Regions from separate parts of the Mus musculus genome. Here region 1 is linked to region 2. The links are chromatin loops, found by intact Hi-C in ENCODE. Cell type or tissue: heart. All regions are shown on one strand. Links, peaks and the distances in the headings refer to the core of each region. The heading gives the core; the rest is flanking DNA. Region 1 overlaps Zbtb16 (zinc finger and BTB domain containing 16). Region 2 overlaps Zbtb16 (zinc finger and BTB domain containing 16).

Region 1 (15,444 bases), core at 4,148-12,147, 51 kb after region 2:
CCTGGGAACATAACCATGCCCAGCTATACAACTGCCCCTAAATGCTATGTCACAAAGGCCGACCTGAACTATGCATCCAAACCCCAGCTACCCTCCGAGCAGCGTGTACAGCCCTCATTCTTGCTATTCCAGTGCAGAGCTCACCATTTTGAGGTAGTGGGGAAGCCAGAGCAGACTGTCACATCACAGAGCCACGCCCCCTCCTTGTATCAGGAGCGCACTCCGCTCATTCTCCCACCTTGCCTCCCAGCAAAGGGGAGAGGAAGACTTATCAGATGCCAAGGCCCAGGTTCCAGCCACCCTGTCTCCCTGCCCTCACGGTTTCCTCGGGTAAGCTATTATAGCTAACTGCTCACTCTCAGTGGCCATGATCACATTTGACTGTTAGGCAAGGCCACAGAAATAAAACAACCTTCAAGTGCTCCACCCTGTTTTCTCTAGATCCAGTGGATTCCACAAGGCAATCAAATATGCAGCGGATTCCACTACTCATTTCTGACACACACCTGGGGTCCTGTGATAAAGTCAGTTTGCGCACACACAGCGAGGATTAAAATTTCATAGAGCCGTGATTTCATCAGTCACTAACTACAAAGGATTAATTAGGATCGAGGGACGAGCTCATGGCTCAGGAGTCTGGACCTCAGGAAAACATCTATCTCCGCTCCCCAGATGTCAGCACACCCATGAATAAAGGCTTTGATGAAAACACTTCTCATGATTCAAGCAACTCCAAAGGACCATTTTCTGCTGTGGAATTAAGATACTTCTGTTCGTATTCACTTGAAAATATCATCTGAAGTCAGTGAATACAACTGGATTTGTAGGCTGACGTCTTCTTCTAGTCAAAATATCTTTCCTGAAGCTGTGGAGATGGATCAGTTGGTAAAAGTGTTTGTCGTGTATGCTTGAGAAAGGAATTCAGACTGGGAGTCCCTATGTAAAAAGTCGGGTGTAGGGGCCCTCTACGGAAATCCAGTAGTGGCAGCTGGGCTGAACTGGGAAGCTCCAAATTCAGTGAGAGAATAAGTGGAAGAGCAACTGAGAGAGAGAGAAAGAGAGAGACAGATAGACAGACAGAGAGAGACAGAGACAGAGACAGACAGACAGACAGACAGACAGAGACACAGAGAGAGACAGACAAACACACACACACAGAGACCACACATACAGAGACAAACACATACACACACACACACACACACACACACACAGACTACACATACAGAGACAAACACACATACACACCACACACAGAGACAGACACACATGCCACACACAGATACATACCCCACTAAAAGATCCGTACCATAAAAACACACACCACCCACATACGAATAGACACAACACACACACAGACAGAGACAGAAAGACATACCACACACAGACACACACACACACACACACACACACACACACACACACACACCTCTCCCTCAAGACCTGTTGTAAGTATACAGGCCCTCATGTACGCTTTTTCTAAGATGTCCTTAAATACCATGTCCCAGTGTCTTCCTACCCAGAACATCTACAACCTTATCTCCCTACAGACTTACAAGCAAACAGCTTCTAAGTCTCTCTGTCCACTCTCTACGACCTCCCTGTACCTGCCAACCCTCTGACCCATTCTCCATTGTCCTCTCCCTATCTCCTTTGCCACTGCCATCATTTGGCTCACCCGAACTGCTCAACCGGCTTCCCAGCGATGCCCCTATGGCCCCACATCCTCATCCTCAAGTCAGCTCTCAGAGCCGTCCCAACTAGGACACTCTTTCTCCTATTTCACTTCCTTGATAAAACTGTTTCAACGCCTTCTCCAAACATATAAAGGAAAGTGCAAGCCTCTCTGCTGGGCACGAAAGACGTCCAGGCAAGCTCAGCATCACCTCCATCCCCTGCTCTCTGCCTCACTCCACCTCTGGAGCCACAGTGAACACACCAGAGTTCAGTTCTCTGTCCCCCTCAGGGCCTTTGCACATGCTGTCTCTTCTAGAACGTCCTCCCTCCTGGGTGATCAGTTTCTCCCATCTGTCCTTGAGAACCCTGCTTAGGTATCATCCCAGTACACTTGTCCACAGCCCCTCCTCAAACACACAATGCTATTTCCATTCTGCCTCCACCATACATCATTCTTTCTTCATTTCCCCCTGGATTATACCACCCGTGTCTCTTCTACACTTCCATGGCTACTCTCTCTGCTACATAATTAAGTTCTTGGAGACAAGAACCAAGTTTTTAGATTTTCAGATCTCTACTGGTACACAGGCAGGACTAAATAAATGCTCGCTGGGCACTTCAGCCAGATGGAAAGGGTCTTGTCCTTCCTGCAGCCCCCACTGACTTCGCTAAATTGCATCTTTTATGGTGGCTAATTGTGTAATGGTTCTAGCCCCCAAAGAGCTAAGAAACAACTTATACCTCCCTCACCTGCAGGTCTCTCGACAAAGTCAAATGTATCTAGTGGGTATTTGGAAAATATCTGATGAGTTCAACAAAATGAGTTCAAAGCTACTCTCTCTTTCAGAGACCTTAAAGGGGGGGTGATGGTGGGAGCAGCAGCAGCATATGCAGTGTTCTATCACCTACTCTGGAGACACTGGGAGGTAATTAAATGTACATATAGCCATATCCAGGACCAAGAGTTACAGAAGGTCAGATGCCTCCATGTATGTGAACCGCTCTGTAAAGTAGAACGGGAAGACTGTACATTTCAAATCAGTAGCTCCCGCCGGGCGGTGGTGACACACACCTTTAATCCCAGCACTTGGGAGGCAGAGGCAGGTGGATTTTTTAGTTCGAGGCCAGCCTGGTCTACAGAGTGAGTTCCAGGACAGCCAGGGATATACAGAGAAACCCTGTCTCAAAAAACAAACAAACAAACAAACAACAACAACAAAAACAACCAAATCAGTAGCTTGTAGGTCCCACTGTTCCCATCACCCCTCCCCTGGCCCCGACCCTCCATTACACACACACACACACACACACACACACACACACACATCTATATGGTCATCCCAATATCAGCATATCGTGGAGCTGGGATTCAGGGGTAAGCACTTCCTTGCACTAAGGCAAAGCCAGCCCATCTATTGTGTGTGGAGTATTAGACTTGGAGTGATGGCTTACCATGTGGGCCGTGGGGCAAGGGGATGTGGCTGGCTGCCCACTGCTTTGACTGTATCTGTGAGTCTGGAGTGCAGATCGCTAAACTCAACTATGAACCCACGTGTGCATGCCAAGAATTGGCATGGGGAGCCTTTTCTGTGAGCAGGACCCCTGTATGCTTCTCTGTCCCTGTCCCTCTCCCCTCCCCTCTTCGGGGAAAGACAAATTATCGGGCTGTCAGCAGAGGACAGCCAAAGTAGTTGTGTTTCTGTAAAAGAGCCATGGAAGTGTCTTTGATTAATGAAATCTTAATACGTGGTTGTTAGACGACCTCCCTTCAGCTGCTCCACAGCTTGAAGACAGATCCCTTTGGACAGGCCTGGAGAGCAAGAAGGAACCCAGTGCCACCTACTATCCAGACCTATCAGGACCAGAGGTCTTCTGCAAGTACACCCTGGGAGGGGCGCGGCAACGGGAGCTTTGCTCTTGGGGTAGGAATGTGCTGGGATCCATCTCTTTGCCCCCAAGAATGTGGAACTCTCCGCCCGCTCACTAAAACCAACACCTGCCGATGTGCTAAGAGTCCTCTTGAAGTTCCAACAATAGACATCAAAGCTGACATTTGGAAGTTGAGATAACAAGGAAAAGGAGTTTTAAAAGGGGGGGGGGGTGGCCGCCAACAAAAAGTCTGTCTCACCTTTGACCTCTAGAGAGGCAACAGACCCCAAACACTTTAACTGTTTGAGGACCTGCACACAGTCCCGACTACTCTCTTCCCTCCCTTCTGTGTATAGAAGTAATGGTTTCATTCACTAGAGGGGTTTTCCCAGGGATGGAGATAAAGGCTTCAGAGTTCAGGTGGTGGGGGAGAGGAATCAAAGGGGTGTGAAAAACACAAACTTTCTTCCCACACAACCTGCTTTCCTCCCTCCCACCAAACAAAAGAAAGGGGATGCGAAAGGAAAGGGCTGCCCCTGGATGCAGTGTTTCTGGGCACTGAGAGCCTGTCCTGTCTGCACACAGACATCCACAGAAAAAGAGAGCTCTGGCCTGGAACATTCCAGGGACACAGTGACTTCCACTCCAACCTCTGCCCCATGCAGTGGAAAGTATGTTCTGTTCCTGGAAGGGATTCCGATAAGAACTGAAACAAACTCAGAAACTCTGTGGCTGCCATCAGCACGGGCTTCCACCCACCACAAAGCCACAGCCAACCCCACTGCCAAGGCACGACCCACCATCTAAGTGAATTACAAGAAATTAAAAAAAATAACCAGACAACCAACAGGTCTAGAAACTAAGCTCAAACTAGGTGTGGGTGTCTCAAGTCTGGAATCCCAGCACCTGGGCAACCAAGGCAGATGAGCCCCGAGTCCTGAAGCCAGCCTGGGCTAAGAATGAAGTCACATCTATAGATAAATAAATAAACAAATAACTTTTTTGTGGGGTTGGGGGGCTTTTTGTTTTTTGTTTGTTTGTTTGTTTTTGTTTTGTTTTGAGACAGGATTTCTCTGTATAGCTTTGGCTGTCCTGGAACTCACTCTGTAGACCAGGCTGGCCTCGAACTCAGAAATCCACCTGCCTCTGCCTCCCAAGTGCTGGGATTAAAGGCGTGCACCACCACTGCCTGGTGAACAAATAACTTTTTAATTTAAAAATCAAGAACAATTATCTGTGTAGACAGAAGCTCCCAGTCTCTAGCCGACCAGATGGTTTCCCTCTCATGCCCTGTGATCCAAAACAACATTTCTACCTCTGTAGTTTTGGTTTAGAGTCAGGCCTCACAAGTACACAAGGCTGGCTTAGAACTCACTCAGTAGCCCACACCAGCTTTGAACCTGTTATTCTCCTGGCTGGGAAAATACAACTTCCAGTCTTCATCCACTGTTCTGTCTTTCAAAAAGCACTCACGCATCGCCCCTTACCTTGAGGTAAAGAGGTATCAGAGACACTACTACAGCCAGGTAATTTTAAATTTACCTACTTGTAAAAAGAATAGAATTTGATTTATTTTCTGAACACATACTATGGTGACAGAAATAGTATTAGCTGGATGGGTATGGTGGCACACACCTCTGTAATCCCAGCTCTTGGGAGGTAGAAGAAGGAATTAAGAACTCAAGGCTAGCCTTGGATACATAGTGAGGCCATCCTGGACTACACAAAACTCTATCTGCAAAGTAAAGAGGAACAGGCAGATGCCTCAGTGGACAAAGGTGCTTGTCACCAAAACTTGATGACCTGATTCAATCCCCAGAACTCATGCTAGACTTCCACAGGCTGCCCTCTGACTGCTGCCTGCCTACCATGGCATCCACACGTGTGACGGTCCACGTGCTCCCACACTCATACGTACACATGATAGACATCCACACACATACACGTAAAAACATGTATAAAACATGTTTAATCTGGCTACTATTAATTGTGTGACGTTTTGTTAATGACTGACTAGATGAGTGAATGGATGGATGTACATGCGAACAGAAGAACAGAAGGCAAGCTTCAGCTCAAGACAAATTGGATATCTATCTAGCCAACATAGCTACCTTAACACTTGCCATAGAGTCAACTCTGGGAATAACTGTGCCAAGATCAGAGGAAGGACAAAATGGGCAGGCAAAACGGAGTGACAAGATAACCCAGAAGGATCGTTTGCAGAATGTCTGTATTTTATTGTTTCTTTGTTCCTGAACAAGATCCAAACCAAACAAAAGCCTCGAAGAGTGAAGACTGACTCTCCTGTCCACATGACCGAACTCTAGGCAAAGTGCAGGCAGATATGGGAGAGGAACTGGTGAGCTCACCTCTGTAAAATGATCGTAATGATGGGGTCAAGCATAGGGACTGAGCACAACACTCACCACTCTAGCATCCTCTCTCGCTTGGCACTCATCCTTTCCTCCTTCCCACAACTCCAGCTGGTTTCCAAGCCAATATCTAAACCTAACTCAGGGCCCAATACCTGCAGTGTTGGCTTCGGAAGAAGAGAGAGCAGGAGAGAAGGATGGATGAGTTGATCTTACTGGTATCTTAGTGACTTACAGCTAGCTGATAGAGATAGTGGAGAACCAACTGGGTAAGAAATATGGCTGGCAGAGACAGCTGGAGAGCCCAAAGAAAAGAGATGGCAAGTAGCCTTCAAAGGAGGAGGGTTAGATTCACAGATGTATTGTTGGCATAAAGCAGGAGGTACCCTCAGAAACATTTTAGAGACAGCAATTCAGCAAGGCCCCAAGGCTGGGAGGGAGTGGCTTTCTAGACCTGCAGCTCAAGAACGGGTCTCAGAATATGGAAACCCACACTCTTCAGATGCAAGCTAAATTCTAGCCAGGGGTCCTCAAAAAAGGACAGCCTTTATGGGAGAAAACAACCTTTTGACATCATATCACCACATGCACACATGCTCTCTCTCTCTCTCTCTCACCCACACATGGTTCAGATACATGCTTGCTCTCTCTTTCACACACACATACACACACTCCCTCCTCCTGTTTTCATCCTTCTCTTCCTCTCATCCAAATATTCTTCCCAGATTCTAATTCTAAACTGTGATCATCATGGGCTTTATATTACCCATTCTACAAACCTCATTGTGACACTTTTTGCGTTAAATGAGTAAGATTGTTATATAAAATGACCCAGAATCAAAACTGTAAAGTAACAGACCAGGAAAATACTTTCCTATGCACTGGGCAGGTGACAGACTCATACCTAAACAGCAGGCATGGAGACTCAAGTTTGTAATCCTGGCACTCTGAAAACTTAAGCAGAAGGACTTCTGTGGGCTCAGGGTCAGCCTAGACTACATGGCAATTCCCTTTAAAAAACAAAACAAAACAAAACAAAACAAAACAAAACAAAAAAAACACAGAACATAACAAAAGGAAGGAAGGGAAGAAGGAAGAAAGGAAGGAAGGAAGGAAGGAAGGAAGGAAGGAAGGAAGGAAGGAAGGGGAAAGGAAAGGAAAGGAAAGGAAAGGAAAGGAAAGGAAAGAAGGAAAGGAAAGGAAAGGAAAGGAAAGGAAAGGAAAGGAAAGGAAAGGAAAGGAAAGGAAAGGAAAGGAAAGGAAAGGAAAGGAAAGGAAAGGAAAGGAAAGGAAAGGAAAGGAAAGGAAAGGAAAGGAAAGGAAAGGAAAGGAAAGGAAAAGAAGAAGGAAAGAAGGGAGAAAGGCGGGTCTGTTTTACCCATTTTTCCCCCCTGTATTCCTTAACTTTTATATGGCTTTTAAAATATATACTATTTAAAATATTTTCATCTCTTTCCCCTAAAAATAACACATCTGACAGATGAAAACAAGGGATTCTTTCTCAAAGAGGGTCTAAGGGCTCTGGGGGAGGGGGGAAGGGAGGAAAAATGTGTCTTCGCAGTAGCCAACAAAAACACTCAAAATAAATAAATTCAGCATGCTGGCATCTGCAGACCCAGAAAAGGTAGACTACAGATTAAGTTAATTAGGAAAACCGCCAACAGCACCAAGAGAAGACAGGAGAAAGGCCACATGTGAAGGGAGGGTGAAACAGGGACGTGTTGTCCAAACAGGGGTGTCAGAACAGCATGTGTCAAATAACCCCCAGAGGACCTTGAGGCAGGGCTCCTGGCCTCCCTAGGACACAGTGGTCTCCTCATCCCATTCATAGCGTTTGTTTTGGCCAAGGTTCTCAACCACAGGAACATCTGTCCAGAAGGAAGCAACTGAGGTCAGGGGGCCGGGCAGATCTCAAGATATTTACAGTGCTTTCGTGCAAGAACAGTCCCATGAGCTGTCCCCGATGGAGGACCATGCCATGATGATGGGCAGTGCTGGCAGGGTCTCCCTCTTCCCATTGGTCTAGGAGTGAGGAAAGGACAGGAAGAGGGTTGAGAGGGGAGACAGAGATAGAGAGTTTAGGGAACTCAGCCAATTATAGAGGTTGGCTTTCATTTTCAAACTGGTGCTTAAATACCAATGATATTGCCTTTAGCTCTCTAAAACTACAGTGTAATTAGGTTCAGTCAACTTAACTTAAAACATGCCCAGTCATTAAAATTTTTCTTGATCCAGCCAAGTGTCCCCCCCCACATCTCTTTCTCCCTCCCTCTCTCCCTTCTTCCCCCCTCCCTCCTCCCCCTCTAAGCCAAAAGTACATGATGTCTCCAAAAACTAATAAAACACACGTCACTGCTTTTCAAAGACTGGCCTAGTGTCTGGTGACCTTCCTTAAAAGATAATGTTCTCACAATTAATTAATTTATGAATAGTTCCCCCCCCAACATGCACAACAGGTTCCATGCAAATTCTTGAGCTTTTAAATTATACTGTTAATGAAAGCAAATAAAGGCAGTTAAAAGGCAATTTGCTCAATTGGTGTTAATATTTAAGCACAGCATGTGTAAAAACAAGATCACAGAATTCAGTTTTTACCAAGAAAACTTGCATCTAACTTCATTTCCAAAAGATCAAACGCGTTACCCAGAATCTCCATCCCTGTACCCTTCAGCACCAGGTAATGAGGCTTTTTATTAAGTAAATATTTCACATTAACCTCATCCGTTTCTATCACTTAGAAATTCCAATCTATAAAATCAAATCAGCTTAATCATGTTTAGATTAGATGTTGCATCCTGGAGGCAATTGGAATTGTTTACATCTCTCCTCTCCTTGGCACACTGGAGCATCAAGATCTGAAGGTATCAGGAGAGAAAACAGGAAGGCTGCGGCCCCTTCCCACGCCCACGGCCTCTCCCTGATGCCCATCTCTTTGCTTAGAGTCTGTGTCGGTGAAATCAACCCAGCAGCCTTGGCATCTCCACACATTCTTTCATATGAGCTGACAAAAGCCCTGAAAGTCTACTGCCCTGGGCTCTGCCAGCTCCAGAGTGCTCCCTGAGTCCCTAGGAAGAGAAGATGACATCCGGGTGGAATGAAAACCATGGAAGCCCTTCATGTTTTGGGGTGTGCATGTAGGTTGTCCCGTGTGAACATTTTCTAGACCACCCTGTAGCTCAGAATCACGGAGGAAGCATAAGCCCTTCCCAGAGGAAAAGGAAAACGGAAGAAAAGCCAGCCAGAACGAGAGACTGGTTTTCTATGGCATTGGGGGTCCCCAACAAAGAGCCCAAAGTACCTCCACAGCACTCACACATACCCTCCACAATCCCCCCACACTTACTCTGCCCCTGATTTCTGAGAGCCCATCTCCCCCAAATGATCATTTTTTCAAAAGTGTTTCTTATGAGGAGATAAAGCTGAAGGACTTGGAAGTCCCTGAGTGTGTGCTTTTCTGAAGTATTTGTGTATGACAAGCACATGTTCTCTCTCTCTGTCTCTCTCTCTCTCTGTCTCTCTCTGTCTCTCTGTCTCTCTCTCTGTCACTCTCTCTCTGTGTCTCTCTCTCTGTGTCTCTCTCTGTCTCTGTCTCTGTCTCTGTCTCTCTCTCTCTCTCTCTCTCTCTCTCACACACACACACACACACACACACGGGCTTTTTAAAAGACTCATCAGTTTCCCTAAAGATTCTAATCACTCAGCCAACTAAACCAGGATTTCCATATTTTACCCCAACACATGACACTGCCTGGGTGCCACTCCCAGAGAGAATCAGTCCAACGCACGCCGAGTCATCTCTATGAAGCCTATTTTCTGCTGAAAGCAGTGGAAGCCACAGGCCCTGGACTGCTGTGTCTCAGAAGCCACTCCTTGGGCTTCCCTCTTCCCCTACTCTGCCCTTTCTCTCCCCCCACCTTCCCGCCCACTCCTAAGCCTTTCTCTCAAACTCTCCCCATGATATTCGGATGTGAAACAGTCTCCATGTTTATCTTCGGCTCACTTCAAGGCTAAAACCCATCCTGAGGAAATACATTCCTAACCAGGGCAATGGAGAAACTATGCAAACATCTGGGTGTCCCTGTGCGCCCCAACCCTGGCCTCAGGCAATTCCATCACCCTCAAGTCCCAAGTGTCTCCAAACGAGGGTCTCGCTAGTCATGAGGGACGGGCTGGGTCAGAGAGTCTGAAATGCCAGAGAAAGAGACAGACATAGCCTCCCTAACCAAAGACCTGGCTAAGTCGATGGTGTTATACCTCAAGGCACAACAGTCTGACCTCACCACAAGCCAGCCACGACTCTAGAAAGCCATTTTCCACAGGGCAAAAGAAACCCGTGAGCCAAGAAACAACGTTCCTTGGATAGTTGTCACACTTAGATGGGGAGCTACCGACAGGACCGAGGAACCTTACTGGAGAAGAAAAGAGACATGCCAAAGATGAGGGAGTGCTCAATCTCTCCTACTTCCTTTGCCCGAGCCACCTCTTAAAGTGCAGGGTTTAGCTAAGTTAAGCTGAACGTGGGTTAGCATGATATGTCTGCCCTCTTCCCTCAGCCGTAGTGGGACAGGCCCACCGATGAAGCAAACTGAAAAGGGATACAAAGAACAAGAGATACGGGGACTTCTGAAAGGCAAGGAACCTCCCCCTTCAGAGTCTAGTTAAGAGTCAAGAATCCGAGCACAGTTAACACAATTTGCTGGGAAGGTTGCTTACCTAAAAGAACATTCTTTTAATTATTTTTAGGGATATACCTATTTACTTTTATGTGTGTGACTGTTTTGTCTGTATATCTATATGCATATGCACCATGAGCGCATCTAGTGCCCTTGAAAGCCAGGAGATGTCAAATTCTCTGGAATTGGGGTTTCAGACAGTTGTGAGCCATCATGTAGATGCTGGAAACTGAACTTGGGTTCTCTGTAAGAGCAGCAAGTGCTATTAACCACTGAGCCATCTCCCTAAACTCTTAACTATTTATGTATATGTGTTGGGAGCTCTCCCCCAACCGGGGTGTGTGTGTGTGTGTGTGTGTGTGTGTGTGTGTACACCACCCGAGGGTGCCAGATCCAGATTCCTTGGAGATGGAGTCATAGGCCGTTGTGAACTACCCAATGTAGGTGCTGAGAACCGAACTGCTGTCGTCTGCAAGAACGGCGAGTGTTTTCAACTGCTGGGCCATCTCTCCAGCTCCCAGTATTATTTTTATATAGTGATAGTCCAAATGCAAATTTTGAAATAGTAATAAACGTGCTTCAGGCCCAGGGATCAAGTAAGGGCTTTATCCATGCCCAGCTGTAAGCTATCGTTCTCTGGGACCATGACAAACAAGACTAGGGACTTCACTCACAGTAAAAGGCATGTCTTAGCTCCTTCACACACAGCTCTGTGACGATGGTTTCACCCTGACAGCCGTAATCTTAACCAGTGTACCTCAGAGACCCTCCTATAGTCTCATTCAGAAAAGCCAGGGGAGTGGTCCTTAAAAACAATGTAACTTCAGAAGAGGGCCAAGCTGCATGCACAGCTACTGCTAAATCACGGAAGTGCGACTCTTGAGAAGCTGGGTCTGTCCCACTCTTTCCCCCAGTTCCTCTTGCTATTACTCTCCGTGCGCGAGTCTACCTTAAAATGTGTTCTTAATGAACTCCAACTCATTCTGAACGTTTCTGAAAGTTTAAAATTCGGATTAACAGAGCTCTCTAAAAAAGGATGCCTGAGGCCGCTACTTAGTGGCAAGCAAGCTGTATCTAGTCTGCACCCCACTGCTACCAACTCGGGGAAAGAAGAACCACGGTCTGATGATAAAGGTGGCCCTGCCCTGGACTAGTCTGCCCATCTCAATACCAAGGGAGAATACAAGCATGCATTACACGGATAGACTAAGCAATCAAAAAACCCCAAGTCTCAATTCTAGCTACCAGCTTCAAAGCGTAAGCTAAATATCCAACCACTTTGAACTTCTCATCAGTAGAAATGAAGTTTCTCATCTGTCACAAAGGATGCTGAAGCCTATCCTGGAGACCTGAATGAAGCCACGTGTCTGATCCCATAGTTTGGAGGCCCTGGGTGGCCGCCTCTCCAGATCTAAGGAAGAAAGGAGCCACTTCTTCCATGACCCTTCATCAAACGCCGCTGGCAATTTCCTAATGGCTCATGTATCTCAGGAGGAGCACCAAGTTTCACCATAATATTAAAGTGAACTCCCTCCAAAATCAAGAGGCAGAGAGCAATACACAGACCTGCTGGTAAGTGTAGGGTCATTAAGTCCATAAAATTCAGATGCTGTGGCCACCATAGCAGTCAGAGACGTTATTTCACATGTGCACACTGGGCTGTTTGTTTGTTTGTTTGTTTGTTTGTTTGTTTGTTTGTTTGTTTAAAGAAAAAGGACCTAAGAGGCTGGAGATGGTGTATTCTAATTCCCAAGGCACAAGACTCAGCTTTCTAATGGCAGGGAAGGTTTTGTACATTCAGTTGCTCTGTGTCTCCTCTGTCAGAACCTGGGGTTCCAGAGCTAAAGCTGGCACCAAAAAGCCCATTCGGAGCTGCTACCTTACACACCCAAGTTTAAATAGCTCAGTGAGTTAAAGCTGGGAACTGATGAATGACCAAGACACAGGGTTCCCGCCAGCCTTTTGGCTCACAGAAAACAAGCAACATTCCCCCCTTTCTACAGTGACTGTTTGCTAAGGAAAAAGCAGCAAGAGCTGTAAAAACAAAGGTGAGAGGAGATGGAGATCTCATTCTGAGGAGGACAGGCTTCAGGGGAAACCACGACTCTCAAATCTCTCATCGAATCCATACCAGGTTAATCTGAAAATCCGCCCTCTATAAGCAGGGGACAGCAACAACCTGAATAGCAACAAAAACATGCTCTACGGGTAGGCTGTCATTAGCTACCCCCACAGACCCAACCATAGTCCCGATCCTCGTCAGAAAACATTTGTTCCGGGTCCCTTTTTGCCATCACGGTACAAGATCCAAAGCACAGGAGTCTCCCAAGGCCATCTGTATCACCCAGCACAGGGAAAGCACTGGCCAGATACCGGCCGCAGTGAAAGAAAGGAACGGTTTAGTCACGTCTACTAGCTGCTCAATCGTTCTTGAGAAAATACAGCATGGCGACCACACTGGTTGGCTGGAAAATGCCATGCACTTTAGAGAAAAGTCACCACAGGAGAACAGGGCTCCTTGTAAGGTGGATCCCACCCACAGCAACAACTGTCCCCTCCTAGAGGGACAGAAGACGACAAGAGTTACAACAGCCCTGGATTTGAAAGGTTTCATCGTGTGTCCTTAGGTTTAAAATGTTGTTTTCTTGGCATCCTCAGAAATAAGCAGCAGCTGCTGCAGGCAAGTGGAATGCTGAGCCCCAGGTGCTCCAGCTAGCGCTTATGTCATGGGATTCCCACCTGAACCCTGGAAGTTGGGGAGCACAACTTGGCCTAAGTCACTGACCTGTCAGGGACTCCATGGGCTTATCTCTCATTTTAAAAAAGCAAAGCAAAGCAAGGTGGTGTCCTCAGCACCCGGGATCCCTGCAAGAAGACCAAGATTCCACTCCCTCTGTACCCTGGCCCTTCCCAAGTCTGGCTGTAAGACACAACCATTGAGGGAGGTCAGAGGTAGAAGGACTGGGCTGGGCTCCATGAGCAAGCTATAAGATCTTAGACGAGGTAGGCACGGTGGCACCCACCTGTTATCCGAGGACTGGGGCACTGGGGGTGGATTCGGGAAAGGAAGGTTGGCAGGCTCTTGTCTATAATGGTTCCAAGCTAGACTGGACCTAGAGTAAGATCTTGCCTTAAAAGGAGGCAGGGAGAAGAAAAAGGAAGACGAGGAGGAAAGTGAAAGAGGAGGAAGGAAAGGAGGAAGAGGAAGAGGCCGCAGGCAAGACTAGCAAGGACAAGGACCAAACATTAATCAAAAATGGTTTTTAAAAAATGCCAAGGGCTTGAGACATTCACAACATTTTTTAAAGCGATAAGGGAGTAAGGAGAGATAAGAAGGAACCCGATCTCTTTTCCATCAGGAAAGAGGAGAGTCAGCCAAGATGAGATGGCTTAGCAGGCAAAGGCACCTGCCGCCAAGCCTGACAACCTGAGGTTTTTGATCCTCAGACCCTCATGGTGACAAATGGCGTGTGCGCCTACCCACATGCACGCACAGAAAAATAATAATAATACAAAATGTAGTTATCTTTTTCTTTTAATGAAGACAGTGGAATCAGAGATACCCCCCATCAAGAAGAGAAACAGCCTTTTCTTCTAAAATCCTGCACTGTTAAAAGGTTAATACAGGCGGGCGGGGTGGAGGGTGGCGCAGGGAGATGTGTTAGGAGAGAAAAACATTATGCAATATTAGAATGCTACTTTTATTTTAAAAGCTATCATGTGTAAAGCATTAGTGGTTTTGAAATTGCATTCTTGAGTTAATTAAATGGACAATCTTTTATACATAAAAGTGAAAGAAAGCAATTAAAAGCTAAATGAAGAAAAACCGTCTCCCCCCTGGTGATGGGGCTACCCCCAATCCCTTTGTGTTAACTCTGAGAAAAGACAAGAATCCCTGCAGAACTGCTGTCCAAATGCCTCTTTTACAGCACCCCGGGTGACAGTTGGAGAAGTATTGAGACTGTTAGGATAAGAGAAGGAAGAGAGATGGTAAGGGAGGGGAAGTGGAAAAAAACCTCACCGAAGCACAGTTTATAAACAAACAAGAAACCCAGAGACAAGCCAGATCTAGGCCTTAATTGAAACCTACATAGATATCCCACACCTCTTTAAAAAAAAAAAAAAAAAGCCTCCACCCAAGGTACAGCCCCACCCAAGGTTTCAACCCCAGAGAATTAACTCAAGAGTTTTGGGCTGACTGGCCAGCCTTAGCTCACATGTTTATAAAAACCTGAAATACATTCAGATAACAAGATTAAACTAAGGTTGACTGACTCAAATGGCTTTCTACCCATACCGCTGTGTTCACCTTACAGGTGCCAAATTCACCAAGAGGTCTAACTTCTTTGCAAATGTTTCTTTTCCGTGTGGGTAGATGGCTAAGATCTGGGTTAGAATTAGGACCTGGCTCTGCAAATAACAGACCAGACGGGAAGTACAGCTTCAGGGGGGTAACCAGCCTTGATCTCAAGGGAACCTGCAATGAGAAACTCTCTGGTGCCTAGATGGACTTCATCTTGTCATTCCACATGGTTAGATTGGTCTGAAGTCCAGATGATAAGAGACATGCCTTTCTCTGTGGCTTCAGACATAACTAAAAGGTGTGCTGGCCAGTGGTCACTAAATAGAAGGGGTCTGCACAGAGTCCAGTGCCAAGGACCAGCATCTCTGAACTACTTTCTTTCTTTGGGGAGTGGCAAGCAAGGTAGACACAGCCTGGCCTGGAACCTGTAAGAACTGCTCAAATGAAGGGGGCCAGACATAAGGGCTGACATGCTTCCCCAGGTATCTGGGTCCCTCCCAGCCTAGCAGCCTGTGTCTGCAGGCTCACACTTGCTTGGTGTCTACTTGTA
Region 2 (15,444 bases), core at 3,486-11,485:
TCTCTATTTGTTGTTACGACAATCCTGGTAAGCCTGAAACTCATTATGCAGTCTAAGCCAGCTTCAAACTCATGATAATCCTTCTGTCTCAACTTCTAAGCATGTGCCACCATGCGGGGCTGGACCCCACCCCCACCCCTTTTCCTTCTCAGGCAAGGTACCTGAAGCACCTTCCTAAGACTCCTGCCTTTTGAAAGGCAGAGGCAGAAATGCTCCATTAACTTTCGTAGCTAATTTTACAATTTAACCAAACACCACATTTCTGCCTCCATTCAGCCAGCCTCTGACTGTGACAAACTTATAATTGCGGAGACGGTGGGAACAATTCAGTCCAGGCCGGAGACTCAAGGCAGAGGCTTGAAAACAGCACTGGGGAAATGGCTCACTTAAAAACTAAAAGAAAACCCAGCTTTACAGAGGCCCCCCAGAGCAGAATTCATGGCTGTGCAGGACTGAGAAGTGAAGGGAGACAGCCAGGCCAGCCATGTGGTGTCAGAAGATGGAGTGCCCGAAGTGACAATGACTTCCTGTCACCTTGCAGGCAGGGGCTATATTGGGAAGCCTAGTTACATGCTGTTCTCCTAGGAACATGATTCAATGCTGATGGGTGGCAGGCCAGAGGCCAGGCAGGGCCACCCAGAGGACAGGATCATGGCCATGCCCTAGGGCTCCTTCCAAAACATAGTCAAGGTCCAATTGGCACTTACTGAGCCCAAGCCCCGAGGGAAGCGGGCCCTACTCACAGCTCCTGACTCTGGAGAGAGGCAGGATTCAATGGAAAGATGTCGTCCTGGCAGAGAAAGTATCACCATCAATAAGCCTACGGTATAGAAACCTTCAGGCATCGTTAAATGCCCAGCTGTTTCTAGTCTTCTAGACTAACACCTTACCCATCTACACTGGACAAATGTCCAGATAGACACAAAGTAACCATCTACCTTATTACAGGGCTCGTGTCTGGCCCTGCCCTCCATGCCTGTGGAAGGCGCTGCCCTGGGGGTCTATTGTCTCTCTAATTCAGCCCCTTTACTGCCGGCTCGTCTGTCTACCAAGCAGAAGAGGCTTCTCTGCATCCTCTACTCCAAGGCGTGTGACTCCAGGTCCCCAACCTCAATCAAGACCAAAGGAGCTCACAGCAGGGCTCTACCACACATCCTGGGCCGTTTCCATGGAAGAACTCAGGCTGGGGTGAGTCGTCACCCAAGACAACAGCTTACCCCAAAAGTCTCATATCCGGGCTTTGTCTGTCCCAGGCTCATTTAAGGAAAGCAACTGAGGAAGACTCTGGAAAAATCTGAAAGTTTCAGGGCATCCTTCTCTCTTTACCTGGAGTTACCTTGTTACTGAAATGACTGTGGCCTTGCATAATTACGCCAGCAGAACTCAGTGCCAACGAGCGAGCGCTAGGTGCTCAATTAGTTTCTAATAGCCAGCAAGAGAGCTACGAGGTTTAATCCGCCTACCCCAGAAGGCTTTTTATCCCAACTACCTAATGAAAAGTATAGAACTTGGATTTTTTTTTCTTTTTCTCTGGCAAGTGAAAGACTTCTGTTCCAAATGGGCTTGGCTAGGGGAAAGAGAAAGGAGTGTGCCAACTACTAGGGGCCAGGATAAAGGGGCTGAGTCTAGAAGAGGCACGTGTACCATACTGGATCCCGGACTCAGCCAAGTCCTTAGAGAAGCCCTTGGTGCTGCCTTCATCCCGAGGGAGCCAGCCCAGTCTTACTGATACACACACACACATAAGGGCATTTACCATGTGACCTAAAGAGATGGTCTGGGATTTGGGGTGACGTTCACCTGGGAGAAGGCCTCATAGATCCTCTATTTGTCCTTAGGGTAACCTAGTAGTTTCAGTTCACCCAAGGGCAATGCTGTATGCACTGTATTCACAGGCTGAAGCTTGCAGGACCCCTCTCCCCCTCTCTCATATCTACCTATCTCTCCCTCTCTTGGTTTGCTTGAGATTGCCCATAGCTCCTTGTGCACGCTGAGTAAGTACTCTTACTACTAAGCGAACTCCCAGTCCTCAGTCTTCTAATGCAAAGCTGGCCTGTAATTCTCAATCCCCTTGCCTCTGTCTTCCAAGTGCTGAGGTGCTGGATGCCAGGTCCCCACCTACCCACACCAGGCAGTCTTCTTTTTCACTGGAGTGCTTCTCGACTGGCCACTAAGGAGGACCACTATACTGGAGGACCCTCAGGTGAGTTATAAACCTTTGATGTTCACTGTGGACACCAGAGGCAGAAGTGCAGAGGTGCTGCCTGCCTAGCTGGTTCTAGCTCAAAGATGTTCTTGCTCTCTTCACCATGGAAAATGAAGATAGCCCCTTTCCTCACGGCTGAGCTCCTCCTGGACACGGCTGCCAGAGGATGCTCTTCCTCCATTTAAATACTGCCCACCCTCTTCTGGACTACTCCCCCTACCAACCCCATCCAAGGGACAGTCTCATAGCTCCAAACTCCCATAGCAGCCATTTGTTTCCCTTGTGGGGCCAGTGAACACCCTTCCCTTCCCAGGCTCATGTGATCCTTTCAGCTGGCTCACTAGCAGAAGGCAGGTCAGGACAGTAGCACTAACTCTCATCTGCCCTGCCTGGGTTTGCACACACTGGCCATTCAGTCCAGCTGCTAACAGCCAAATTCATACATGTGATAGCTGCTCTCCTCTCTCTAAAACATGTACATGTAGGTGGGTTCCAGAATAGCACTTCAGGCAAGTTCCTCTGCTGGCCAACCTTCTAAACCTGGTTACCACTAGGTAACGATTTTACCCCTCCAGAGAAGGTTCCAGCACCCCCAGTGTGTGCCTGGAGGGACACCAAGGTTGTTCTACAGTAGACAAAACAGTCTCATGTCAAAGGATACAGCTCCACTGGACAAGGTCTGAAAGGCCAGGGATAAGTCACACTCCACGTGCTGGGTGTATGCCACACGCTCCTTCTTTTCAGAGTGGCAGCACATGGTGACTATGCCATTTACTCCCAACCCCAGGGTGCCTTCCCCAAGAAAAGATATGAGACCACGGGTAGCTGTCTTTCTCTCCCTCCTCTCTAGTGGGGCATGGTGATGGAGAGGAGAAAGGGCATGCCACTGTCAAGCTCTCCATGAAGTTGAAGCTGCATGCTGTCTGACCTACGAACCATCTAGTGATGCGCCCAGAACCACCTTCCTCCAGCCCTCCAAAGAGTGGCCAGGTCAGGCAACCAGCGGACACATGCTGCCCTGGCCCAGCAGGAAAGGTTAATAGGCCACACCTGCTCCTGGTGGCTGGCCAAATGGAGCAGCATCCAATAAGGTGCTCCCTACCTCAGAGTCTCGAAAGACTAGGCCTTCCTCCTCTCAGCTCTCCAGTCTCACCTCCCCAATCTTTAAGGCACCAGGAGCCCAACAGATGGAAAAGCAAGAATCCTGACAATCAACAGTAGAGAGATCTAGGTGGGAGTCAGCCCTGGCCAACCCCCCACCCCAGCTTTCTGATCTCAGACAGGCTCAGCAGTGGATGCTGTAAGTCTCAGTGTCCTCATCTACAAAGGAGCACCTGAGTGTCAGAGCTGTCAGAGTACCAGCACTCCACGATGTCTGGAACATAGCAGGCACAAGTAAATGTGCCTTTCTCTGTGTCCCAATCCAGGACCATCAGCCCAAAGTCAGCCATTTATTCAGTAGATTTTCACTGATTGCCTACTGTGTGCTAGGCTGTAGAGAGGCAAGATTTACTGACTGCCTACTGTGTGCTAGACTGTAGTGAGGCAAGCAAATAGGCTACTATTACGGTCTCTGCCTCCCTCTTCGGATCCAGACGGCTGATTCCCAGGGCTGGAGGCAGCAAAGGAGAGCCTCCATTGCACTTCCTGCCCCACTTCCACCCATTTACACAGGCCAGGTGTTCCTAGGCTAGGTGGCATGGACGAACGCAGAAATACATGAATCACATGTCCCCAAGAAACCTAGGTTCTAGTACATGAAAGGAGCAAGTGAATAAAAAAAACACTCCTGAACCAAGAAGGTGACAGGTTACGGGGGTGGGGGGCGGTTGGGAGAACAGATGGCTGAGGGCAATCAGATGGAGGAGGACTGAGACCAATCAGATGGAAGAGGCCTCCTGCACTGTCTGGCCAGGCTCACCCTGGGGCTGAGCAGGCTGACTTTCAAAAGACAGGAAAAGTAGGGAGCAGGTCTCTGGTCCTGGCTCTGTTCCTAGCATGGGAAACGGACAGGATTTTATTTAGAAACAACTACAGGCGGGTCAGAGCCTCTTCTGGCAATTCCTAAAACTTCCTGGACAGACCCAGTCCCATCATAATCTCATCAATTTGTGCCGGGCAGGTGAATCACCAAACAGCTACCCCTGTGGCAGAGGAGACATGCCCAGTCAAAGGGAGGGTCTCGTCCTGTGGAAGGAGGGGCTGAGGGAGAGGAGGGGGTTGGAGAAAATATGGATGAGGGTGGGAACAAACCAGCCCAGGGAATTTATGCTTTGGAGTTGTTTACTACCTAATTAATTCAATCATCTCCAAAACAATTTTATTTATGTTCTGTTTACCACATCAAAAGTGGGTGTGGGAGCAGCGATTCTAAAATGCTAAAATAATACCCCGAGGCATCTATTTTAATCAGTTAAAAAAATTAGAAAGGGGGAAGGGGGAAGAGTTAAAAAGAAAGAGAAACTGTCTATCTCTGATATACATATATATGTGTGTGTGTGTGTGTGTGTGTGTATACACATGCACACAATCTCAGTCATGAGAGAGAGAGAGAGAGAGAGAGAGAAACAGCCGAGCCCTCTCTGAGAGCCTTCCTGGCTGCTGAAAACCGAGCTTGTCAAAAAAAACAAATCCATAATGGCCCGAGGCTCCTCTCCAATCTATTTTCTGCTCAGCTGGTTTTAAATGAAGTTATTATGAGTCATTAAAACACCCGCAAGCCAGTGGAAGTCAGCCAATTACAATTTTAAATTTAGCCTGTTCTCTGCCCCATTCTCTTGTTTTCTTCCTTTGCCCACAGAACGCTGCTGCTGTTATTTCCCCCTCCCTTCCTTTTATCCAAAGTAGAAGAGACAGTTATGAAAATGCATACTACTGCACACTGCACAGAACCATTCATAGGAAACCCAAATTATTAAATTAAAAAAATTCGAACTTCCGCTCCCCCCCCCCTCCCCGCAAAGTCAACACAGAGTCTCGGCCTCTGTTCTCTGGATTCCTCAGAGGAACTCTGCTCAGCTGGCCTGAGAGGTCAGAGGCCGTTTTGAAAATGGAAAGGTTCTTCACTGGGGTCTTGTTGAGAAACACTCCTATCTATCCATCCATTAACTTGTTCCTGTAGGAATCTAAGGAGTGTGTGTGTGTGTGTGTGTGTGTGTGTGTGTGTGTTGCCACCAACATCCAAAGATTAACAACCAACAATGAAGCCGAAATTCAAAGGTAAAGCGGGCTTTGCAATCAGGCATGGATGTCCGTGGCAGTCAGTAGATATCATGAGCTCATTTTGGTTTTAAATCTTCAAGGTAATGGCCTGTGTGGACCCATTACAGCAAAGAAACAATTTTCAGTATTTCATGTAAATGCTTCGTCTCCATCTCTTTTTTTCCCCTCATACTTGTGTGCACACAGACACATGCTGGGGCTCGGTGTCTGGTGAAGATTCTACCCCTCATTTTTGGCTGTTTCTCCAGACTTTCCAACAAGGAGCTACCTTCTTAACTAAACACCTGTCCAAGGTTACCCCCAACCTAGCCTGGGCCCAATGAATCTGTTGAGTTCCACAGAGCAAACCTTAAGAGCTCTACAGGCATCTCTATCACCTCCAGGTCCCCTCTCTCAGGCACAGAGACAGTCAACACATTTTCTGCAAAAGGTCCAGTCTCTCCACCTTCACACGGGTTCCAGGGATTGGGCTCAGGCCACCAGGCTGGTAGCAGGCACCTTTACCCACTGAGACACCTTACTTTTAGTTATATGATAGTCACTGATTCAAAAATCCCAACCCAAGCCTTCTGTGTGCCAAGCCCTTTCCCAGATCACAAGTACAGGAGAATTAGCAAGGGTCGGCTAGAGGCTTCCATGCGCTGGTAGGTGACAGCGCACACCTGTGTCGACACGGGCTCTGGCGATGGGATCCTGAGAAACAGTGTCCAACAAGGACCTCGCAGACCTAAGCCCATTTTTCTGTCTACCAACTCCACTTAAAAAATAGTGTGTAAGGACCGAAGTCATGGCTGAGCAGACCCACTCTTGTCGTTTCAATGTGAAGGGTCATGCACACGTGCCTCAGGCTCTCTCCAGTCACGTGTCCTTACCAGGCCCCTGGGCCAGAATGACCTAAGTTTCCCTACTCTGACTGATGTCTAACTTCTAAGCTCAGGAACACTGAGAGTAGTAAGAAAGGAGACAGACAGACCAACAGACAGATGAGAGAAGGCAGGCTAAGGCAGTCAGTGACAGAGACAGATGAAGACACAGGAAAGAAGACAGAAAACACGCAGCAGTGTCAAACAGCGGCTGTGGCTGACATAGACACAGGACGGTGCCAAAGAGATGAAGTGAGATGGAAGGAGATTGGGGGAGAAGCAGGAGCAGAGAGAGACAAAATAAACACCTGCAGAGGGAGGGAGGCAGAGACCCGACCCCTGCGTGGAGCACGGGGAGGAACAGCAGCGGCCCAGTGGCAGGGCAGGCACAGACCTGGACTCCAACAACCCTGGCCCTGCCTGGCTCAAGGACTAGGGAGCAGAAGCTAGAGGAAAAGATGGCTACGGGAGTCCACCCAGAAACACATTTCTGTTAGGGGTGGGTGGCAGCAGCGTATGCAGAAAACCCAACCAAGATATGAGGACTCTGAGAATATGTAAACCTCATTGCTTTCAGGTCCATCCCACTAAAACAGCCCTGTCCTGCAGCTCCCCATGAGATGCTACTCATCCTTAGACAAAAATCAAAGGCTAGTAAAGGCACCCGGGACCTAAGCAGGATGGAAAGAAGCAAAGAAAGATTCCAAATGAACAGCAGTCGGACAGATGTCCCACCCTCTCCTCTAGGGCACTGTTCATTCCTAATAGAAACGTCACCACCTAGCTGTGCAAAATCATGCTGCAATGGGGAAGGGGTGTGCCACCTTCTTTGGGGACAGAGAGATGAGAGAGAGACAGAGAGAGAGAGAGAGAGAGAGAGAGACAGAGAGAGAGAGACACAGAGAGAGAGAGAGACAGAGAGAGAGACAGAGAGAGAGAGGGGGAGGGAGGGAGAGGGGGGAGAGAGAGAGAGAGAATGAATGGGAGACAGAAAGAAGATATTACATAATTCCCACTTTCTTTCTTCCACCCTTGAAGTCATGTTCTATCTGACAGGCTCCTCTCTGAGGGTGTTGGGGGGGGGGATGACAAATCCAATCCAAAATTCAACAGCCTGTGTTCTGTTCGGAGAGCACACAGTGTACTGTACAGCCCATAAAACTCCAAACAGCCTCCAGACACTGCTGCAATCGTCCTCCATCAAAACACTTTGTCTTGCATACAAAAATAAGATACAGCGCTGAACAGAATACAAAATCAGCCCATTACAGTACAGAGAGACTGCTACTTAGCAACGAGGGGGCTCTAAAGCCTCAATGCTCTACAGGAAGCAAAATCTGTCGAGCCTGTTGGGCAAATGATAAACATTAGCAGTATTAAAAAACACAAAAGCCATGTAAGTGGATAGACATAATGTAGAAACGAATTTATAGAATAAATTGGGATGGGAGGGGGCTTGTAGGGTGTGGGATGAAGCTGGGTGGGGTCCAGAAGAGTCAAAGGAATGAGTTCTCCGGTCCTGCTACACTGATGTAAGTAGAGATGTGTGTACTGGGGGCTATGTAACCCCTTCTTCACATGGGTTAGAGGTGAAAGGCTGGAAGAGAACTGGTGGAAAAATACTGTTTAATACAATGACCTGTGAAGAATGTCCCCAACTTTCTCAGTTCAGTTAGCCTGAGGTGAAGCCTTGAAGGCTTTGGGACCTCTGAGTGACTCTAAGGTGGGAAGATGTGGGGAGGGGGCACTTATCCTCCAGGGACGAGTAAGCCTGACACCCTGCGCCATTGCATATGACACATGCTGTAAACAAAACCCGAGGCCAAAAGAAAAAAAAAAACTACCCACCCAAACAACAAAACCCAAAACAACCCATGTGGGCTGGAAAAATTAGTGAATTTCATCAGGTAAAGGGGAAAAAATACTCAGGCTAGGAATCAGAGGCAGGGTTTCGGATCCCAGCCAAAACAGGAGCTAAAAAGCAAAACCATATTCGCCTGCGCTCAGCTGAGGCTCTGGAGGCAAAAATGGAGAAGGGGCGGGGTTGGGGGGATGAGGAGGGGGCCACAGGGAAGGGGCCAGCGTGGAAGGGGGCAGGAAAGAAATGTATTTTTCATCAGCCAGTGTATAATTTATAAACAGCATTAAACAGTTTTTGTTTTCTTTCTCCTCTCTCCCGTGTAGGGGCTTGGACCGCAGTCAAGCCTGCATTAATTTCTGCTTTGGGTACAGTGTGTTCTTGGAGACGCATCTGCAAGCGATCATAAACTCTCTGGAATGCTGGCAGAACATCCAGACCTGCCGGCAGGCCAGTGACGACACCACTCTGGGAAAAAGTTCAGGAAGCTGGCCAAATCCAGAGGAGGGAGAGGAAGAGCGAAGAGTGTGTTCAAGAGGGAGGAGGAGGGGGAGCACTTTCCCTGCTTGTTCCTCTCTGCCACCCCAGTGTGTGGACCTCCGAGACACCCCACTGTCAAAAGGAATGTTCAGAGGGTGGGGACCTCTCAAGACCCAGGAGAGAGTTAAAGAGCCCCAGAGAGGATATATCCAAGGGTCTCCCGTTTTTTTTTTTTTTTTTTTTTTTTTTTATTTTACCCTGACAGCAAAAAGGAAAGTTAGTATCCTCCAGAGAGGAGGCAGGGTGAATGGAGTGCCTATAGACTAGGACTCTCCTGTGCCTGGCCAATTCCGAGCTGCAGGTCCTGAGAAGCCATCTTTGAACTCTTAAGGCAGCCTTTCTGATGATCACTGTGGGGACCCCTCATTTAGCAGTCACAGGGACTTGCCAGCTGCCCTCCTTTCCTTCCTCCTCTGTCTGTAAGAACCCTGAAGCCAAAAGCTAAGTGATGGATGGGGAGGGAGGGAGGGAGGGAGGGAGGGAGGGAGGGAGGGAGGGAGGGAGGGAGGGAGGGAGAGGGAGGGAGGGGCAGGTCAACTCACTCATCATTGCCAACTTGTATCCCCCACTCCACCCCATCACAACAGCCTAAGAAAACCAATCTTGCTTCTGGTCCCAACTTTTCTAGCACTTTCCCCTGATCCCTGAATGACTCAGGCCTCAGAGAATAAGCTCAGGCTACCCCAAGCTCCCACGAAAACTGTAAAAGCCATCAGCCCAAGCCTTCGTTCCTCTTCTACACTCTGAGTGTGGAGACAAGCCTGGTCACAGGAGTAGACTCTCAACCAGCATGGCTGACAGCACCAGGCCAAGGGAAAGAGTGTGTTATTCTAGTGTGGGGAGCTCAGGGTACCCACACCATGGCCATGGCCATCATGAGCTACCTATCGTGACTCTGGAAGGGTCTCCCCATATCATAGAGTCCAGGCCAATTGATAGCCAAAGCCCAGCAGCCCTTCTGAAGGAAAAGCACTGTTCTCGGTCATTCCTGTCTCAATATGCAGTCTTCCAGTGCTGGGGAGTTAGAAATCACTCTACCCTTCCCCTTTTCTCATGCCTCTGTCCTGGGCCCTGCATACCTTCCTCTGTCCTCCACACACCCTGCCCACAGACCCCACCCCAAGTGATGCCCACCATTCTCACAGTCTGGCTTTCTGTGATCCCTCCGGAACACTGCCCGCACCGTCTCTGCAGGGTCTGCATCATCTGAAGCTCTCCAACCCTTCCTTCTTGACACTTGGTACTACTCTTTCACCACTGTTTTATAATTAACCTGATGCCTCCTGCTAGACCAAGTTCCTCGAGGGGAAGGATGCTGCGGCATCCATCACTGCTCAATGCACACAGCCTCACCCAGTAGTGCACATTAAGCATGCACTCGGTCCAAAAGCAAACGATACCCCCAGGATGGGGCCTGACCACCTAGACACCCAGACCCCTCCAACCAAACAGCTGTGTCCAAAACAGAGCAAGCAGTTGTAGTGTGTTTATAAGCTGGCAGTCTGTCAAGCCAAGGTGTGGCAAGCTCATATAAGCCGAATGGGAAGGTTTATACAGGGCAGGTTCAGAACCCACTGAGTCACAGCCTGTGGTCTGTGGTCTGTCCAGCCTCACATCCCAGCGGGAAATCACCTCTTTTGAAAAAGCAAATGCAAAGAGATGGGGACCTGTCAATGCTTCCTGGATGACTCCCATGGGAACATGGCAGTGTACGAGGTTTTAGAGTCATCTCTGGACATGGACAGTGGGCTGGGACTCTTCTGCTGCTTGCCACAGCCCTATACCTACCATTTGGCAAAAACTCGAGTGGAAGTCATTGCTCTTCCCTCTACGAGCCATATCCCCAATCCTCAAGCCCTTGTGATCCCCAAAACCATCTCTAAAAGGCAGATTTGGACCAGATTGGCCATTAGTTAATGAGTTATGTTGATGGTGGTCAATTTAAACATACTGTTATCATCAGGTATACCTCATAAACACTTGGGTAGTTAAAGCATTCAAATCGGGCAAGAAACTTCAATTAAAGTGAACATTCACTACCACCATTTAGGGTCTTAAAACCCAGCACAACTGAAAAGGAGAAAGTAAGAGAGACGTGAGGGGAGAAATCGCAGCCTCTCACAAGGGCCTCCTACAGGGCAAACTTCTAATTAAACAAATTGTCAATTTCAACACAATGAAAACTGATTTAAGAGAGTAAATTTAGTATTCTAGTCACTGCAAATAAGAGCTTGCCTTGTTGATCTCCTTCAGGCTGATTTCATCTGATAGGGAAGTGAGGAGGAGGAGGAAGAGGACAGGAGGAAAAGGAAAGATGCAGAAGAGGTAAGGCAAGCCGGACCCGAGTCCTTCCTTACAGAAATAAGATCATGGAATTCAGTGCATTCTCTCCTCTGGCATCGCAAAAACTCCTGTTTTCACCCCACCCCTTCCAGATCAGAAAAAAAAAAATATAAAAAAATAATCGCGTACGATGACAAACTTGGCTGAGCACACACTGTACATACTGTACCCACAAGTCTGGCTCGCAGCCAGACCTGGCTCAGTGCCAGGTCTACAATAACAAACACAGGCTGTGCTAGCCAAGAGGGGGTGGGGCGGCCAGCACCAGCTAGAGAGGGAGGAAGGGAGAGACATGCAGCCTGGTGGAGCAGAAGGAACAACCAGGATGAGCCTGGCAAGGACGGCCTGCCGCAGCGGAAACACTGAGGGAGCCCCCAGAACCCCTGCCCAGGATGGAGTTCAAGTCTCCACACAGCCTGTCCTTAAAAAACAAAGGAGAAGGACAAAAGCAGGCTCCCTAGGCTCTAGGCAGTGATTCATCTTCCCAGCTCCAACCCTTTACCGTCTATAAACTGGGTCTGCACTACAGATCCTGAGGTGGGCCTCACTGTCAGTTCCTAACACAAAGCCTTCAAACCAGAGAAAGCAAAAAAAAAAAAAAAAAAAAAAAAAAACTATGCTGTCTATGGTATGTTCCAGGGTATCACGATTGATAGGTAGGTAGGTAGGTAGGTAGGTAGGTAGGTAGGTAGGTAGGTAGGTAGGTAGGTAGGTAGATCAATCAGACAGATAGACATACAGACAGACAAAAGTTGCCCTTTTTTAAAGACAGGGTGTTAAGTAACCAGGCTGGCCTTGAATTTGCCATGTAGCTGTAGCTGGCCTTGAATTCCTGACCCCTTTGCTTCTACTTCCCAAGTGCTGAGATTATATCCTGTAATGCAACCGAGTTCCCTTATCTGCTATGGGGGTCGTGGTTGCTAGAAGACCAGGAACCCCTCAGACCCAGACCTTAACCTGCAGCAGATTCAAGTCTCTACAGGGGGCAAAGGTCAGGAAGTGGTCTACCCTCCCTGGCTTTTGGTGCTTCTCGGACATCAAGACATCCTGCAGGAGTGAGGTGACTGAAGGCAATGGGACAAAAAAGAAAAAGAAAAAAACAGACTAGAAAGTCTCAGACTCTGCAGGCTATGAGCTGTGTAGCTGTGTGCCGGGGTGAATTAAAACAAAATGGTAACTCATCACCAACCCCTCCCTCACAAGGGCATTGGCAGATGGGTTTCAGAGGGACCAAACATATAATGGAAAACTAAGAAAACACAGCCCACTTCCTGAGGCTGGAGAAGCATAAAGACCATGAGACCCTCAAGTGGTGACTTAGATGGGACCAAAGTGGACACCCCCTCGGGACGAGCCAGCTTGCAGCAAAGTGATGAGAAGTCACTATCTTGTCAGAAGTAGGGACACCAAACCCACCTAAAAGAAAGAGCTCAGTAGCTCTCAGCACCTCTTAGCCACACTCCCCAATACTGTATGTAGACACGGGTTCACAACAGAGCTGGTGGCCAAGTCACGTCTGCTTCCATTGCCTGGAAGAGTGGGTCTAGGGTGTCCCCTTTCCATGAAGCCCCTCGGCCATGAAAGGATTTCTGCTGCAGGTGAGGCCAGACAGGACCGTAGAGTCTTCGAGGTGCTCATCAAATGCCTACCTAGGCTGCACTCATTAGCTCATCTAAGCATTTGCTGATGCCAAGCAATGATAGATGTAACGTCGGCCTGATCCTGTGCCCTAGCAGTTTGCTGTCGGTTAATACTTACCAAGTACCCACCACACCGAGGGCATAGGGGCAAAAAGGTTGTGTGAGCCTTACAAGCTAAGCTCTCAGGGTTTGAGTTAACCGTTCCTGCTTTACAGACAAGGATGCTGAGGCTCCGAAAGGCCAAGCTGCCTCATTAGGAAGTAGGTGCCCAAGTTTCCCCGCACTCCATTATCCTGCTTCTCAAGAGGGGAGATAAGGCAAGCCCAGAGAAAACAGCGACACAGAAGAAGGATTGTGCTCAAAGCATCAGCTACAGAAATGGGTGCCAGAGGAGAGCATGATTACCTCTGACTGAAAGTGGGGAGTGGCTGAGGTGGTCTTGTTTTTGAAAAAGAGCCTGGAAAAACCTGGAAAGGTGGGAGAAGGTTTCTGCCATGCAGGTAGAAGACAAACAGAACCAAAGCACTCGGTAACCACTGTGTGAATGAAGCCGCGTGAGCCACACAGCTAAGTTTCAGTGGGGTACCACAGAGCTGCCGATGAGAACTTACACCATCATCCACAGACAACCCACCAGGCTGGAAGCATCCAGGATAAGATGATAAGGCATGCCCCGGGGTGACAGTTTCAGAGGTAGGCAACACGGAAGGAAGTCTAGGTAGAAGCCATCCTATCAATACCTGTGAATCACCTACTGCATGCAGGCCAGGGAACTTTCTATGGAGACGTGTAGTACTATTTCATCCAATTCTCAAAGCAGAAAAACCACCTCGATGTGAGGGCAACACCTCATCTGCACTGACAATCAGAGACGGACGGCTGAATTTGTCCACAGTCAGACAGTCAGTGTCAAATTAGTGTCACGAGTGGGGATTGGAATCACATGCTAAGGTGATTAAGCTGAGGGTGCAGCCTGCCTTCTGTGGCACCAGTGACTTCCCTGTCAGGTCATAACCTTCTCCCTATAGTAGCTTCGCCTTTAATCTTTGCACTCGTATGTTAGGGGAGAAGCGGCCCATCTTCTTTGGTCTTGCTCTCTTTATGTAGGTGACTACCAATAACTGCCCCTGCTTTAGCCAAGTCTGCAGGATCCTTCCCAGTACCCAGAACATCAGGCACAAAGGGTGTCAAGGGCTTCTCCCCTCTTTACCCAGCTCTGGGGCAGAACAGCTTTGCCCGAACATGAGCAAAATAACTGGCAACCGTATACTCAACCCCACTAGAATTGGATAAAATTAACTTGCAAAAGACAGCTCGCTATAACTAGCTTTGAGTTCCAACCTTTCTATATCTATTTAATTAAAGGCTCTTGTATAATGTGAACCCAATAGTCAGATTCATTAGACAGCGAGAACCTAATTCCACAACTGTTTCTGCTAATGAAACTGCAGTCTACTTTAGGAGGTAGATCGCACAGGGCATGGGTTCCAGTGATGGCCTGGGAACCCCAGGGGAAAGCATACAGCTATGTTCCTCTGATGGGCACCCTCTCAGGGTGGCTCTTCTGCAACATGGAACTGGAAGGAAGATCCAAGGGACACAGTGGACCAAAGCCCTGGTTGGCAGTGAAGACAACTAGACCAGGGCCAGCTCTGAGTTAAGGGTGAAAACGGCAGGAGGGGGCCCACTGAAGGAGACCTTGCCTACCTGAATGAGCCAGTAAATGCATTCTCAGTCGCAAACTGTCCAGGAACCGTTTTCCGCAGAGTTCACACCCGTATGTTTTCATCCCACTGTGCAGTTTCCTGTAGGGGAAAGGAGAAGACAGGTTGTCACTGCTCTGACTGGACAGAAGGCTCACCCTCCTAAACACACACACACACACACACACACACACACACACACACACACACACACACACACACACACACACGCCTACAGGCTTTCAGAGTAATCTCCAGGGGGAACAGGAGGTGGTGGTAAGGGGTGGTACTGGAAAGAGTCTCATCCCATTCCTGATTCTGGGACAATCCCCATATGTCCTGTGCCCATGGACTGCTGGATACAGTACCCATGGATTGCTGTATCCATTCCTAATCATGTTTCTAGAACACCCCTCATTGCTTTAACACTGGTACTCAGACTCGGAAATCAGATCTGAGTTCAGAAGAAAGGTTTCAGCATATGGGGCACGCAGACAGACAGACAGACCGAGGGTTCACTGTCAAACTATACACATCCTGGATCAAGCCCTTCCGGCCTTTGCTCACCTCCAGGCAGCATTAACTCATGCCCTCTCCCACCCATCACTGGGCTGTGCCAGACTCAAGCTCCTGCCATCTGCCATACTCAGAAGGGTACACTGACGTCTTTGTCTTTCTCCTCATCTCTAAGGCCCAAAGGCTGGGTCTTTCCAAATGGGCCCAAGAAGGAACAGGTTCTATGAACAAGTATGCTTCTCTCTTTCTCTCAGTAGCTAGATGCTCTTAGAGTAGCCATGACCCCACCTCCAACCCTGACAGACAGAAGAATTGCAAAAACATCAGACAGCTTCCACCAAGAATAAGTAAGGTCCTTTATCCTGCCAAGATCCTTCCATACCTGTCATCTCCTTACCACCGGTAGAATTCTATGAAGTGGCATGTCATCACCATGGCAACAACTGGTCAAAAGCTCTAAGACAATGCTACCTCTTATCCTACGTCTCCGCTGGGCTGTTTCTGCTCAGACCCTTTGCCATGGAACTGGTCATTTTCAAGGAACTCAGTGGGA

What was found. Peaks named below come from ENCODE experiments on the same cell type or tissue, not always from the same donor. Only the 100,000 strongest peaks of a DNase experiment are listed, where the experiment ranks them.
Region 1: a loop joins it to region 2, with 5 times the contacts of the local background. A loop is called at or near these places in 5 of 42 quality-filtered maps.

Annotation. Positions count from the first base shown.
Region 1 is chr9:48,779,267-48,794,710 of GRCm38, forward strand. The region is part of intron 2 of Zbtb16 (zinc finger and BTB domain containing 16); the gene reads right to left. Among named protein-coding and RNA genes, the nearest start is that of Zbtb16, 49 kb to the right of the region's middle. In heart, for the core only: no CTCF peak of the experiment used is centred there; DNase peaks (open chromatin) are centred at 4,205, 5,905, 7,755 and 8,945; H3K27me3 peaks cover 560 bases.
Region 2 is chr9:48,729,085-48,744,528 of GRCm38, forward strand. It overlaps Zbtb16 (zinc finger and BTB domain containing 16), which reads right to left. Exons shown (of 7, transcript NM_001364543.1): 3 at 14,380-14,477. Among named protein-coding and RNA genes, the nearest start is that of Gm32280, 67 kb to the left of the region's middle. In heart, for the core only: CTCF peaks have their summits at 7,064 and 11,327; DNase peaks (open chromatin) are centred at 7,437, 8,597, 9,027, 11,277 and 10 weaker places; H3K4me3 peaks cover 666 bases; H3K27ac peaks cover 1,150 bases.